2 separate regions of the Mus musculus genome follow, and region 2 is linked to region 1. A link is a contact called in ENCODE Hi-C or POLR2A ChIA-PET data. All regions are on one chromosome and are shown on one strand. The core of a region is the stretch at or near the end of the contact, and the rest is flanking DNA. Distances in the headings are between cores, read along the strand shown.

The links. Hi-C counts contacts between places; a loop is a spot of excess contacts on that map. ChIA-PET counts read pairs that join two places held with the same protein, here RNA polymerase II (POLR2A).
Region 2: a map of gastrocnemius shows a loop between it and region 1 (2.0-fold over the local background). The contact joins the enhancer-like site here to the promoter of Xylt1 in region 1. A Hi-C loop is called at or near these places in 6 of 37 maps with a recorded cell type or tissue (T-helper 1 cell, T-helper 17 cell, gastrocnemius and 2 more). POLR2A ChIA-PET finds 5 or more read pairs at or near these places in 2 of 5 experiments (both embryonic stem cell).

The regions. Positions count from the first base shown.
Region 1 is chr7:117,377,760-117,385,116 of GRCm38, reverse strand. It overlaps Xylt1 (xylosyltransferase 1), which reads right to left and starts at 4,138. Exons shown (of 12, transcript NM_175645.3): 1 at 3,597-4,138. The coding sequence starts at 3,938.
Region 2 is chr7:117,410,361-117,417,717 of GRCm38, reverse strand. All of the region lies in intron 1 of Xylt1 (xylosyltransferase 1), which reads right to left. Among named protein-coding and RNA genes, the nearest start is that of Xylt1, 33 kb to the right of the region's middle. Within about 2 kb of position 2,542, at least 1 of the 3 ENCODE cell types and tissues checked has a DNase peak (open chromatin) inside an H3K27ac peak, as active enhancers do; it is heart, where a contact is called at or near this core.

The DNA of each region.
Region 1 (7,357 bases), core at 2,889-5,388:
TTATTAAATTAAGTGGCTGCTACTTATCTATTTTATTTAGCATTCCCAGTGTGTGGTAAAGCAGACGATGACATATCTGCAGTGAGATAAATATTGCTCAAAGATACACACTTCTATATACAAAGCCTGCTTTTTTTTTTGTCTGCTTCGATCAGACAAAATAATTCACTGGAAGTGTGGAGGAAACAAATCAGCCGTCAAACGCTCTCTGTTCTCTCTGCAAACATTTGGATTGAAAGAAAAGCTTTGCCTCCAACGCCACTGGAACCCTCTTCCAAAGTCACTGTTAATGTCTGAAAGAGTCCGGAGTTATCTGAGTAATGTGAAGAATGAGGGATCTCTGCTGAAAAAAAAAATCAGCATTTCAAAGGGGTCAGATCATACAAAAACGGCATTCTACTGTACGCGTACAGTAGGCAAGGACATTAAAACATTAGATTTCTTAAAGGAAACTTACTAAGTACCTTGAGTGACGCTGGGACTATGGGGACGTTAGCAAGAGAAACAAAGATACAGGTGTGACACCTACAGCTTTCATTTCTTCCCGAGTCTAAAAAGGCACTTCTGCTGGCTAGTCTTTCTGACAGGCCCCTCACTCCCCACTACTCCCCTTCATCTATGGCTCAGTGCTCTCCCGTTTTATATTCCGAGACCACAGTAAAGTTCATTTCTTACTGAGGCCCAGAGAAAATGCCCCACTACAGAACTCTGCTGTAATCTGCATCAAGCTAATACTTAAATGCTCAGAGATGCTGAGAGGGAAAGGGGGCACTAGCAAACCTTTACAGAGATGCCCATTTCACCACTATCCCTGCACACACCCTCTGATCCTGCTTGCATATCAACATGATCTCTTATGTGTCTCCACTGCCCGGCCACAGGTACAATTTCTGTACCTAGACACTGCTCTCCAAAAATAAAAGGCTCGCAGTTCAGAAGTTGGGAGAGGGGAAAGCAGCCAGGAGAAGCAGATAGGTCTGGATTTGGAAACACTCTAGCCGTAACAGCTGCTTGACACCCATTGCCACGCACCCACTGAAGCCATGACTGTTCACCCAACTCTACTCCAGCCTGCCACAAAGCACAGCACAGAAACGAACATCACTGTCCTAGCATACAATTCCACAGTATTTGCAGAAGCCATCTGGAAAAATATCAGGGAATGTGTGTGTGTGTGTGTGTGTGTGTGTGTTTGTGTGTGTGTGTGAGAGAGAGAGAGAGAGAAAGAGAGAGAGTGTGTTAGTTCTGAATGCCACCCTGAATCCCTTTGCAGCATCATGCATACAGTCAGCCCAGGCAGGGTCCAAAAATGAATGGCAAGTTGTTAGCAGTCTGTGGCTCTCTCAGCCTGTATCCCAAGCTCCAGCTCTGATGGACTTTGGGAACAGCCTGCCCCCTTCTGGTCTCCTTGAGCTCCATGAAAGGGCAGGGCTTGGGGTGGGCACACCTTGAGGAGGACAAACAGACCCCTAGCTCTAGCCATCCTGTGCACACTGCAGCTCCTGGGGCAGGATGTGAGACAGGAGGAAGAGAGGAGAGTGCCGTGCATATGACAAAAAGTCCAGGACCAGCAGGACCGGACAGTTGAGAGCTACCAGGAATGGGAAAGTGAAAGAAAAAAAAAAGCACAAAATGTATTCATATACATATACATTGGAAGCTAAAAAAAATGGAGACATTGGAGGACACTGTCGGGAGGATACACCTAAACCCACAGATAAAAGCAAAATTGCAGACAAGCTCCGCTGCTAGGACTGGGGATCTAAAAACATGGTTTAAAGGGGAAGTGGCACCCCACCCCCGCCCTTCCGATTCCAAACCTGATGTGACTGGGCTAGGACATGAGAGATTACTCCTAGGTGAACACACATGGAGGGGTTGTGCATCACTGCTCAGACCATCGGTGGGGAAAGAAAGAAACCAACTGCTTTTTTCTTTATAATTCTCTCACTGATCTCAACAGGTGGTCTATGTACCCTGAAAGTACCTCCTGAATCCCCTTTGCAAAAGGTACAGTGAGTCCCTCCCATGGTCCCCTCCCCACCCTGCCTGTTTCCACACTGGGCCAGCACTAAGTGCGCCTAGTCCCTCCCACCTCCCAGTAGGTCTCCAATTTTAGGAAGAACATGTAATAGCGTTTTTGTTTTTGTTTTTGTTTTTGTTTTTTGTTTTTTGTTTTTCCAGTTGGAACACATGATCAACTCCAGGAGTTCAAAGGCAGTGAGTGCCTGGGTCCCCTTGGACTTGGGGACATTGAGAATGCTCAGGTTCTCATGCACAAGCATCACTACAGGTGAGGGTAAGACTTCTCCTTGGTAGCTACAGAGCAGCCAAATGCTCTGTCAGATCAAGTCCTGAGACTGCTTTAGCTCACAGACATAAAGAGCTGTGCTCGGGCAACAAGGGTCAAAACAATCCTGAAGAACTTAAGCACATCAGAAAGCACTTCTGACACAGCTGTGTAGCTGTGTCTAGGCAGTCTTCAGCAAGGGCTGCCGGAGTGACAAGCAATAACAAGGACTGTTCCCTTCCTACAGATCCTAGAAACACTCCCCCGGTAGCTACCGTCCTTCAGATGCTGGGCAGTTCTCTGCAGGGAACTGGGATGATGGACAGAGAATCACATGGCATATCACACCAGCCCAAAGACAGACAGACACTCATTCCTACGCAGAGCAGAGACCCTGTACAGTAGTTACGGACTCAGATCTCCTGCCCTCCTAGCTCAGAGAAAGGTGAAACAGATACCCCAAAGAAGTTGGGGATAGAAGAGGAAGACAAGCCGGTGCCCCACCTAGCCAACCAGATGGTACTAATAGAACTGGAAGACAGTTTCAGAGACCTGACTATTCACATCCAAGAAGAGCAAAGCACACTGGGAGGTGTGGTGATAGCGTGGCCAGACAGACAGACAGTAAGTGCAACTGACCACCCATGTCAAGTCAGAGACAGCCAGCTGGAACTAAGGGGCAATACCTGGAGGTGAAGTCAGGGAGGGCAAGAAATGGCAAGGTTAGGGACTGAGGAAGGTGGGGACTGGGGAAGGTGGAGAGAGAAGTAGATTCCCAGAGGGGAAAACAGGACCCAAAGTCAGATCAGGCTTGCAAGACCCAGTGTTGATTTGGGCACCAGGGACATGGTGGAGGACTTAACACACTCATTCTCAGCCCACAGCAAACAGCTCAGACCAAAGAGGCTGCGTGGAGAACTACCCTTGAGCAGCGGCTGAGGATCCGGTCACGATCCGATGCACGTACTCGAGTGGAGAGTGAGGCATCAACGCCCCCACCCAGAGAGCAAGTAGGACGCCCAGAAAGAGTGATAGGAAACAGGACCCCCTAGAAAGCGAGTCTCTTCTGGAGCTCACTTTCCAGACCCCAAGGGGGCGGTCCTCAGACTCCGCACAGAGCAGCGCGGCTCAGTGCACGACCCTGCAGCTGCCCAGGGCAGCCAGGGCAGTCAGAGGCAGCCAGGGCGCAGAGTCCCTTCGGATATCGGGACTTGTGTGGCCAAGACCAATGTGAGGCATGGGTAGGGTCGCCCATCTGTCTCTCTGTCCGCGGGGCTCGAGATCCCCTTCCCAAAGGGCACCTTACCCTCGCCCGGGAGGCTAGTGCCCCGCGGCTGGCAGGCTGCTGTGCGCGGGCTCCTCCGGGGCCGCCTCCCCGTGCTCCTCCTCCGCCGGCTCGGCCTCCAGGTCCTCCGCGGGCTGCGGGCAGATGGGCAGCCAGGTCCCTGCGCTCCCGGCGCGGGGCCGCGGGCTGCTGCTGCTCGGCTGCTCCCGCCGCTGCCCCCGCGCGCCGCTGCTCTCCAGCCCCGGAGTCCAGGCTGCTGAAATTCCACACCACCAGCGTCTGCAGCAGCAGCACCATGAGCGCCGCCAGCAGCGCCGAGTGCGAGCGCCGCGCCAGCCTCCGGGCGCACGGCGCCGCCACCATCTTCCGCGGCGGCCCGGGGCGAGCGGGGTGCCGGGACACCCCGGTGCGCGCTCTATCCCGGGGGCTCCGCGCTCGGGCCCCGCCGACGTCGCCCGGGCTCGCCGCTGCTCCTCCTCCTGCTCCTCTCCTCCACCACCTCCTCCTCCCTTTCCTCCTCTGCCGCCGCCGCCGCCTCCTCCACCGCCGCGGCGCGGAGTTTTCAGACGGGCAGGGACCCGGACGTCACCAGGAGGAGGGGAAGGCGGGAGGCGGGCGCGGGGAGGCCGCGGAGGGGGCGCGGCGCGCGCGCGCGGGGACACGGCTCGGAAGGGAGCTGGCCCCTCGAGATTCCCTTTTCCCTGGGTCAGGGTCCCCAACCCAACCCCCAGGGTTCTAGGGCGGGCGTTAGGGGTACCAGGGCTGGGGAAGGGGCCACTAGGGACGCGGGCCCTGAGCAGAGGGCGGGGCCTGGAGGAGGAGCCGAGGGCAGCGTGGGGAGGAGAAGGTGAGGGAGGGGGTGGAGGCGAAGGAAGCAGACAGACACCCCCCAGAACAGGCGTGGGAACAAGGTACGGGTGCGAAAAGGCCGGTGCAAGGGGTAGAGAGACGGAAAGTGGAGGATAGAAGAGTCAACAGGGCAGCTCAGCTTGCAGAGGTCAGGAAAAGGGAAAGAAGGGTCCTGAGAGTCTGTGTTCCATGTGGCAGAAAACTGGAGGCGGAGTTGCAGGAGGCGCGGAGTTTTCCGTCCCGGCATCTTTGGCTGCACAGAGAGAAAACCTTGGCAGGTGGAGATGGGAGAAAACGTAGGAGTGTCACAGGTCCTGGCTCTTGTGCAGCCTGGGATTCCTGGATCACTGACTGAAACGATGGGGAGGAGGTTCTCAATGACTCGCCGAGGTTAATCAGCACAAGCACTGCGACTTCTGAGTCACCCCCCCCCCCTTCCAGGGCCAACCAAAGATTCAGGGCTCATTGACTCACTTCTCTGGTCCCCAAAGACTCACAATCCAACATCCTCCAAATCCAGTTGGCAAGTGAATGCTTTGGTGGCTAAAGAAGTTTTCCAACCCTCCCTGGCCACAAGCTGAAGTCTCCCTCCCAGCCACAGAGCCTCCCTCCCTTAACGCCCTTCTTACCATCCGCCCTCCTGATGTCTGACTTGCTGTGTGCACTAGATTCAGAGCTGGGTCAGCCCAGCCTTGCTTTATAAGGAGAAGCATTTTCCTGGACTGACTGGTGACCTTGAGCCACCAAGACTGTCCCCCTTGACCTTGTTCTGAGCTCTGTCAGTGAGAGTTTGGAAGGAATAATCTCTCTGAACTCAAACTTCATCCAGCTCTCTCTGACTCAGTCTTATAGACTTCCCCTTTTGATACATAGCATCTATTAATGTCTGCATGTGAATGGGACTGATGTCTACCTATGTCAGTGAGCTGGGGACTTACAGCGAATTCTTGGTCTTTTGTCTCCTGCCCTTTTAAACATCACCCTGGTTTGTAAAGGGAAGCGAGTGGATATGTACAGAATCTATCAGAGAGCAAGGCCAACAGTGGCGAGAAGTGGACCCTTCCATCCACTGCACCAGCATATTAGAGCACTGATGTGTGCCAGATGTGGGATCAGGTACAAGCATCCCAAGGTGACAAAGGGTGCCTCTGATCTACAGTCAGCTAGAAGGCCAGAGAGTCAGGTGTAGGTAGGTATGGAATCTCAGAAGAAAACATGACCATCGTCCCTAGAGAGATTTGCAAAGGAGCCGTGGGTTCATGAGAGTGCTACTGGGATAGCTGTGTCCTCAGCCAACCTGCTACCCTGACAGTCTACAATCTGCTCCAGGGCCCCCTCTAGCTCTGCAGCCAGGGACAGAGGCATTCCCACTTCATCAACAGTGAGACTGTAGAGGAGAGGCAGCTCCCTGGTTCACCAGTCTCCTCTTATCTGCATATCAGTTGGGAATATTTATAGTTTGTGTAATAAAACACCTGGTTTAACAATCTAAAAATAAGCCTTACTGGATTGTAGAACTAGTTATTGCAGAGCACTAACTCCAGGCATGGCTTGATCCAGCAACCTAGAACAACCACTACAGAATTTTCTCTTCCTTTCTCCTCTCTTTCTCCCACAGTGTCTGTTCACACTGGAACATCACAAGAGTCCTAGATTCTGTGACTTAGACTAGCTGTAACTTATTCATCTGCAGTCCAGGATTCTTTTAGAAGATGCAGAGAGCGTTTTCTTACAGAGTAATTTTTAGGTCCTAAGTTACCCCTAAACCAGTCACAAAGCTCAGGAAGTCAGATCAAGGAAATGAATCTAACCAGGGTTCCTAGATACACCTCTGGCCTTGGGGTAAATCTGTTATCTCTGTAGCCATTCAAATGTTCCATAGAGCCATGTGGGAGTAGAAGAATGGCTTCCCTCGGCTGTCCCTGAAGTCTCCATTGAGCTTCCCCGACCATGGTCAAGTCATCTTCCCCCACCCCGCCCCGCCCCAAGAACTTCAGGGTTCTTAGTGCTAAATGAGTAGCAAGAGGTCATGTAAACATAGCCTCCAAGTCCTGCCCTGGCTGTGTGGAATATTCCAGCCCCCAGCCCACCTTTGTCTCAAGAGCGCTTCTGCACTTTGTCTGTAAAGTAACAATGACCTGTGCTTCCTCCACATGACACAGCTAACAGCAGTCCTCCAGGGGCCAGGCTGTGATTCAGCTCCCTCAGGGCCCTAGTGCTTCAGTACTGAGGTTAAAGATCCTGGGCCCAAATCCCTGGAGAAGCAGAGTTGTTTATCTTGACTCATACATAAAAAGCCACTCAAGAAAGAGGTCCAGTCGCCCTGGGCAGGTTAGAGATGCCATAAACAGCTCATTTGATGGGTTTTGGAGGAAAATTTACCTGAGGTGGCATCTGGGATTCTCTTCTTCTGGCTCCAAGATGAGTAGCCCTTCAAACATTTTAGAGAGGTAAAGATGGAACAGATAGCTGGGAGCTGGGGTAAATTAGAGTATCTAAAATGCCCCATCTCAGTATGGCTGGGACATCCAGAGTGTGGGTACCCTAAATTTGCTGAACTACCAAACAGAAATAGCCCTTTTGCATTAAGAGGGACAGGAGTTTTCATTTGCAGTTGTGCATAGAGAGGCAGGTGGCCTTGATGGATAAGAAAGAGGCCAGGGCCCTGCTTGAGACTCGGCAGTGCCTCTAACCACTGTATTCTGAGTCCTCAGGATTTTCGAAGCTCAGTTTTTCACTCCACAAAGATGCATGGAACCCTATTACACATAGGCGTCCTGCTGGGCAAGTGGAATCTGGAGATGATGAAGATTCCCCAAGGAACCTTTCTTTTTAAATGTGGTTCCCCAGCTCCCGTGCTATGGGCCCCAGGAGACAGAGCTCTAGGGAAGTTTCGCCTGATTTGTGGGACTCTCAACCACCACCCCGAATGC
Region 2 (7,357 bases), core at 1,293-3,792, 34 kb before region 1:
TTTTGGTGATGGGTGCACAGCTCTGTTAGTTGACTATCATTGGCTGAGACATTAAATGTATAAATTTCACAGTATATAACTCAAACCCCAGCAGGTCTGCTATTTATTTATTTATTTATTTACTTACTTACTTACTTACTTACTTACTTACTTACTTACTTATTTAGATTTTTTTTCGAGACAGGGTTTCTCTGTGTAGCCCTGGCTGTCCTGGAACTCACTCTGTAGACCAGGCTGGCCTCGAACTCAGAAATTCGCCTTCCTCTGCCTCCCAAGTGCTGGGATTAAAGGTGTGCACCACCACGGCCCGGCAGGTCTGCTTTTTAAATAAAAGATTATGATAGGCTGAGGCTGTAGCTCAGTGTCAAAGCACTTGTCTACCCTGTGTGAGGCTCTGATTTCAATCCCCTCACTGAAATGGGAGGAAGAGGAGGGAGGGAAGGAGGGGTGGCAGGGTTGTATGATCTCATTGTTTTCCAAATTTTGCTACACCAGTTATTAATCCTACAAGCGTACCTACCAGTCACTACCCAATGGAAGACACATTGACTATTCCACGTTAAAACTGACGCAAGGACTCTGTCTCAGACGAATGCCTTGACTTTTCCCTGGTTGGTACTGGCCTCATCTGTTGCCAGAGCACACAGGGCTCTGACACACAGCACCTCAAGCTCCAACCCAACTGGAGACTTCCAGCTCGAGGGGCCTGACCCCGATGGGTCCAGGCATGAGCTCCTGAGGCAGGAGCGAGGCTCCTGCTCCACTGGGTGCACTGATGAAAAAGCAAAAGAAAAGCTGCCAACCCAGGGCCATGTTTGCCCTGCCCACCATCCACCCGTGACCCATTCACACCACACCACACACACACACACACACAAGATGCTGTCACCCTGGAAAGAGAATCTGCAGTTACACTTACATCAGAGGTAACTTGGATGGGTGCACAAGAGAACGAAGTCATGGAGGACAGAGCTCCAAGTTGCTTCATTACTACATACCTTCCTATGGAAAAGCATTGGTTTCAGTTAGTGGGGAAGAAAACATTAAAAAGTACAGAGGTAAGGCTAGGAGGTGTGATCTAGAAGATACCTCTACTGTGGATCTTCTCTTAACCAGCTTCAAACACACACACACACACACACACACACACACACACACACACACACACAAACGTGAAGCCCATAGCCAGCTCAGGGTTACCACTAAGCATGAAACACAGGACACACACACAAGGCCCACAATGGCCTTAGTCATCTTGATGCTGGGCTAGGAAGCCAGCTCAGGAGACTGCCAAACTGGGACGCTTCTGAGCCATAGTGTCTCCTCTGCAGCCCTAGCGGTATCTGGTGAGGAATGCCAGCCTCATACAGAGGTCTGAAATCGCCTTCTCCCTTTTTATTAAAAAAGAAAACTATCTGAGATACCGCAGAGTACCCCACAATCTGGCGTTTCTTTCACTCTTGCTGGTCTTTCCCGCTGAAGAGCTGGATAAGCTTATCATGGGCAGGCAAACTACGACTTAGCTTTGATCCCTTCCAAAAACCCATTTGGCGCCTTTAACATTTCATTTGGCAGACTGAATCCTGGACATGCATTTATGGGGTTGGGTTTACCCTTAACTGAGTATTGCATAAATCCTGTTACTCTGTCTGCTTCACTGTGTTTGGGGTTTTCTGAGCCAGGGCTTTATCTGAGTGGACAGCTCTGAGGTGACCCTCTCTGAATCAGAAACCGTGTCCTCTGCCCACCACTGACTTTTGAAGATTGTTGCAAAGCTATCGATGCCACCAATGTCTCATTTTGCTGGGCGCACGCATCCCATACTGAGGCACACCCCAGACTTCAAGGAGACATCCCAGCATGCTCACATCTGCACAGAAGGATCTTCCCAGAAACCACCTCGCTCCATACTCATTCATTCCCATTCATCCAGGCAGCAGCCAAGGAGATCTGTGCAGTGACTGATGTACTTCACTTTAGGCCTGAGGTGTGGGACAAAGAGGAACGCAGACTACTCGTCATGTGTGAAAATGGGAAATTCATAAAGAAAAGTGAGAAGAGAAAGAATAAGGTAAAAGATCTGCTTAGAGATGCTACATAAGCCTGTTGCCTTTGACTCAAGGGATGCACTTTTTTTAGAAGTGCATGAGTGTGTGTACGCACGTACACTCAAGTGAGTGCATGTGTGCAAGCATAGGCACACCCACCAGAGACCCTCCTATCTCCTCCCCCAGCCCCGGGATTACCAACGTCTGCCACCTCTTCCTTTTTTCACATGGGTTCTAGGACTTGAACTCAGGTCCTCATGCTCCCTTCCCCTCAACTATTTAACAGACATTAGCAGCTCTGACTACATACAATAGATGCACGGTCACTAAGGAAGATAAAAGGCGGGGATACGGGAGGCCCCGTGGGACACACAGTAGGCACTCAGTGGTGCATGGTTGCACACTCATGACACACCAACCCAACTCTGCTGCTCATTCCCTCTCACACAGCTGGACAGGCCATTGGAGGAGCAAGGGAGAGTTGGCACATGCCAAGTGAATGAGGCAACGCTGTGCCATGTGGAAGCAACATCCTCCCGAGTATGCTTTCGAGCCTCCTGGGATCTGTCCTGGAGACGCTCCAATCACACACTTCACACAGATTACTCCAGATAGGGCAGAAATGCAAGTGAAATGACTCACAGGAGTCAGGCTCTGCACCCAGGTAAAGAGAAGGCATACCCTCTGTCCTTCTAGAACCTTCTCTGTCCAAAGCAAACTCCCTTCCCCAGCCCTGTGCTTCAGTGCCTCACCACTGACTCCTACCACACGAGTGAGGTTTTTCCGAAGACAGAGGCAGCTGCTGTAAAACTAGACACCCCTGTGACGGGGCCCGCTGAGCTATTTCAGGCTCCCTCCCTGTCTGAAGGCGGCTGTGGTTTTGGTTACATCTAAGTTTGGCCTCAGAGATTGGGGAGGAAAAGGCCCCGGAGGAGCAAAACAAATCTCAGAGTATTTACTAGTGTATCCAACCCATCCTATGAAGCATCCTTACAAAGCTCTTGCTAGGTGCTGGCGAGATCCAGCAACTGGCAAAAGAAATTCAGTATGTTAAAATACCCAGTGGCAAGCTGGGGACACGCCTGAGCACAGAGGTCTAAGTTAAATCCCCAGAACCCACAAAGGGGAAAAAAAAGCCAGGTGTGGTATCGTGTGCTTGAAAGGCCAGCACTGGGGAGGCAAAAAGAGAAGCACCTCGGGACTTGCTAGCCAGCCTAGCTGGCCGACTTGGCATTCCCTGGTCAGGTAGAGACCCTGTCTTGATAAAACTTGGTGAACAGTGCCTGAGGAACGAGAGTTGAAGGTGTCTTCTGGCCTCTGCATGCAGGCACACAACTCGGTGTGTTCACCTGCCTACACACAGATGCCAACGGCTTCTCCAGGGCTCAGGCCTCCGATGATTCTTCTGTGACTTTTCCTCCTTGCATGCACCCACGAGCAGCTGAGGACAGATGCATAGATACTAACTGATCTACTACAGGATGTGCACATCATAGACTGCATTGTTCCCTTCCTCCTGAAGACATCCATCCGCCTGATGGGGCACACACCCTCCGCATCTCAGATAGGTGAAGTGACCTGCCTGGAGTCACAGAGGCAGGGAAGAGGCAGATGGAATCAAATCCCAGTACTGTCTGCCTCTAGATCAGTGAGTGTTTCTCAATCTTCCTAATGCTGTGACCATTTAGTACTGTCCCACTATAAAATCACTTTCGGTGCTATTTTAGAACTGTAATTTTGTTACCATTATGAAACATAACGTCAACATCTGATACGTAGGATACCTGATATACAACCCCGGTGAAAGGTAGATGCTCCCCTCGGGGGTTCCAGACCCACAGGTTGAAAGCCACTGCTCTAGAGCCTCACAGACATTATTACCCTAACTTCCTCGGTTTGCTTGGGGCTCTGATTGACACCACCAGTTGCTGAGCCCCACAGTTAGCACACAGTAGGGATGGTGTCAGCGTTTGCTAAAATTGGGTTTGATCTTGTTATTTAAAGCTCCCGTGATCACAATCAGCTTTTAAGCTATGGGTGAAGAATGAGGTCACTCTATAAAAAACGGAAAGCAGAAATGAACCCCAGAGGTGGTGGGGGGGGAGGTTCCTGGAGTTAGGGATAGCAATGAATTTCCAAACAACCACATGGCCTCCATGCTCTGTAGGTAATGAGATGCACAGAGAACTGGGAAGGAGCCCAGAAATCCAATTTCAGTTCAGCAACACCTGATGTTCGTTATGAAAACCTGAGTGTCTATGACACTCACTACACCGAGGACAGGGAGTCACACAGCTCAGGTCACAGCGGGAGGAGTGAAGCCTTAGTCAGTCTACTTTGTAAAACCCAGAGAACTGTCCAGGAAGCCATGAATGCAGAAACTCTGACAACGATGGTGGGAACAGTTAATCTTGTCTGCTCCTTGGAGGGGGACCCCTGGCAAATGGTCTCTGTGCTTCTGCCCATTAAATTCTGGGAGGATCTTTTGGTACAGACAACATACAGGACCCATTTTACAGACAGGAAAACTGAGAGCAGGCAATCTCTGCACTCAGGCCCATCTTCGCATAATTTCAGTGGTCAGGTGACACATGTAACATTTTGCACAAAGAACTCCAAAGACTATGCCAAGGCAGAAGAAGAAAAGAGAGAAGAAGAAGAAGAAGAAGAAGAAGAAGAAGAAGAAGAAGAAGAAGAAGAAGAAGAAGAAGAAGAAGAAGAAGAAGAAGAAGAAGAAATGCTTGCCAAAATTCTAACTTCTCAGACACAGAGGCAAGAGCTCTGGAGACATCTGGGCCAGTGTGGGGAGCTAGCCGCCTGCTTTTTGCTAGCATGGTATTCCCCTAGGGTTAATCTCCCACATGTGGCCACAGAAACCCACTTCCAAACCCAGCATCCTTCTCCTACAATCTTATTTGACTCCACAAAAACCAGAAGGCATCTGGGGACAGGAGATTTTTATCTCAGCCAAGTGCTTTTGGAGCTGTGCCAGGAAAGTGTCCCATGAGGAGCCAGTGAGCACGATGTCACCTACATGTGTATTTGGAGTGTAGTGATATCCACATCCAAGGCGGCACCACTTCCCTCTTGGAGCAGCGCCCCAAGACACATCACCAGCCCAAGCAAACTGCCTGAGAAGGATCTCATGAAAAAAGAGCACGCATGGGAAAGAATGCCTCATAGCCTGTTCACATCTACCATCTCTAGAAAGTCACTCTTGGAGGCAGGAGAACCTTTCCGAAACACATGGAAATATAAACCTGGCAGATTGTGAGAAGCCAGCAGAATTCCACCCCCAACCCCAGACTTTTAACATCATTTCCTCGAGGCCAAATCAGCCTTCTAGTATCTGCAGCAAAGGGGCCGGAGTAGCAGCCATCTGGAGCGCCAGCTTGGGAGTGCGCACCCATATTTTCAACAGGGTCCTTGAAACCAAAGCCAAGTGCCAGAGGAAGGTAAATGTTCACCGTAAAGGCTCACACACTCAAGAACATTTTCACAAAAATTGATGAGGAGATGGAATGCCCTCCAACTGTGCAAAAGAAGTTGGGGTGGGGCTCAGGCTCCAGCCTCTGCTCAAGGAAGCCAAGTGAGGTTGGGTGTGGCTCAGTGGCAGAGCAACAGCCTGGCAGGCTGAAAGCCCTGGGTTCCCAGAAATGCAAAATGGGGAAGAGAAAGGAAGAATGAAGAGGAGTGGGAGGGGTAGGGAGAAGACAGGAGGGAGGGAAGAAGATAGGGCAGGGGAGAGAAAGGGAGAGAAGGGAGAGGGAGAGAGAAGAGAAGGGGCAGACAGAAGGAAAGAGGGAGAGCAATGGGGAGGGGAGGAAAGGAGAAAAAGTAGACGAGGGAAACAGAAAAGAGGTGAGAGAAATAAAGACAGATTTAAACAGGTCTGTGTTCTGGAGAGGAGAAGGAAGGAGAAGAGAAAGGGAGAAAGGAGATGAAGAGAAAAGTTAAAAGAGAGCTAACAAGGGAGGGAAGAGAGAAAATGAAAGGAGGAAGGGGAGGAGGAGGAAGAGGAAGAGGAGGCAGAGGAAGAAGAGGAGCAGGAGGAGAGAGAGGGAGAAAGAGGAAGGGAGGGAGAGGAAGAGAGGGAGGGAGAGGAAAAGAGGGAAGGAGAGGGAGAGAGAGGGGAGGGAGCAGAAGGAAGAGAGAGAGAGAGAGAGAGAGAGAGAGAGATATGCTATGGTGTTATTCTAGAATTATTCCCGAAGTGAGATCCATCATCACCGCCCCCCACCCACAGCTCTCCACATCGACATCCTGAGCATAGTTTTTCACTCATGGTGGTAATCAGCATAAAAAAGATGTAGCTGGAAGTCTTTCTTGCCGTTCACCAGAAGATTCCACTACATGGGACACCGTGACCCCTTGCACGGAATGCTGAAGTGACTCTGGCCCAGGTAATTGCCACACGGAGGCCACATTAGGCAACCCTAAGCTTCAGTGCATAGCAGTCAAGTGTACTACTGGGTGTGATGGAGAACTGGGCTCTGGAATGCAGCTACTTGGAGTCTAACCCAAATTCAAGGCTTGCACACTGGCTGGTCTTGTGTTAGCCACTTACTCTGCCTATCTCTTTTTCTTTTCTTTTTTTTTAATTAGGTATTTATTTCATTTACATTTCCAATGCTATCCCAAAAGTCCCCAACCCGCTCCCCTACCCACTCCCACTTCTTGGCCCTGGCATTCCCCTGTACTGAGGCAGATAAAGTTTGCACGACCAATGGGCCTCTCTTTCCACTGATGGCCGACTAGGCCATCTTCTGATACATATGCAGCTAGAGACACGAGCTCTGGGGGGGGGGGGGGCGGTGTACTGGGTAGTTCATATTGTTGTTCCACCTATAGGGTTGCAGATCCCTTTAGCTCCTTGGTTACTTTCTCTAGCTCCTCCATTGGGGGCCCTATGATCCATCCAATAGCTGACTGTGAGCATCCACTTCTGTGTTTGCTAGGCCCCGGCATAGTCTCACAAGAGACAGCTATATCTGGGTCCTTTCAGCAAAATCTTGTTAGTGTATGAAATGGTGTCAGCGTTTGGAGGCTGATTATGGGATGGATCCCAGGATATGGCAGTCTCTAGATGGTCCATCCTTTCGTCTCAGCTCCAAACTGTGTCTCTGTAACTCCTTCCATGGGTGTTTTGTTCCCAATTCTAAGAAGGGGCAAAGTGTCCACACTTTGGTCTTCATTCTTCTTGAGTTTCATGTGTTTAGCAAATTGTATCTTATATCTTGGGTATTCTAAGTTTCTGGGCTAATATCCACTTATCAGTGAGTATATATTGTGTGAGTTCTTTTGTGATT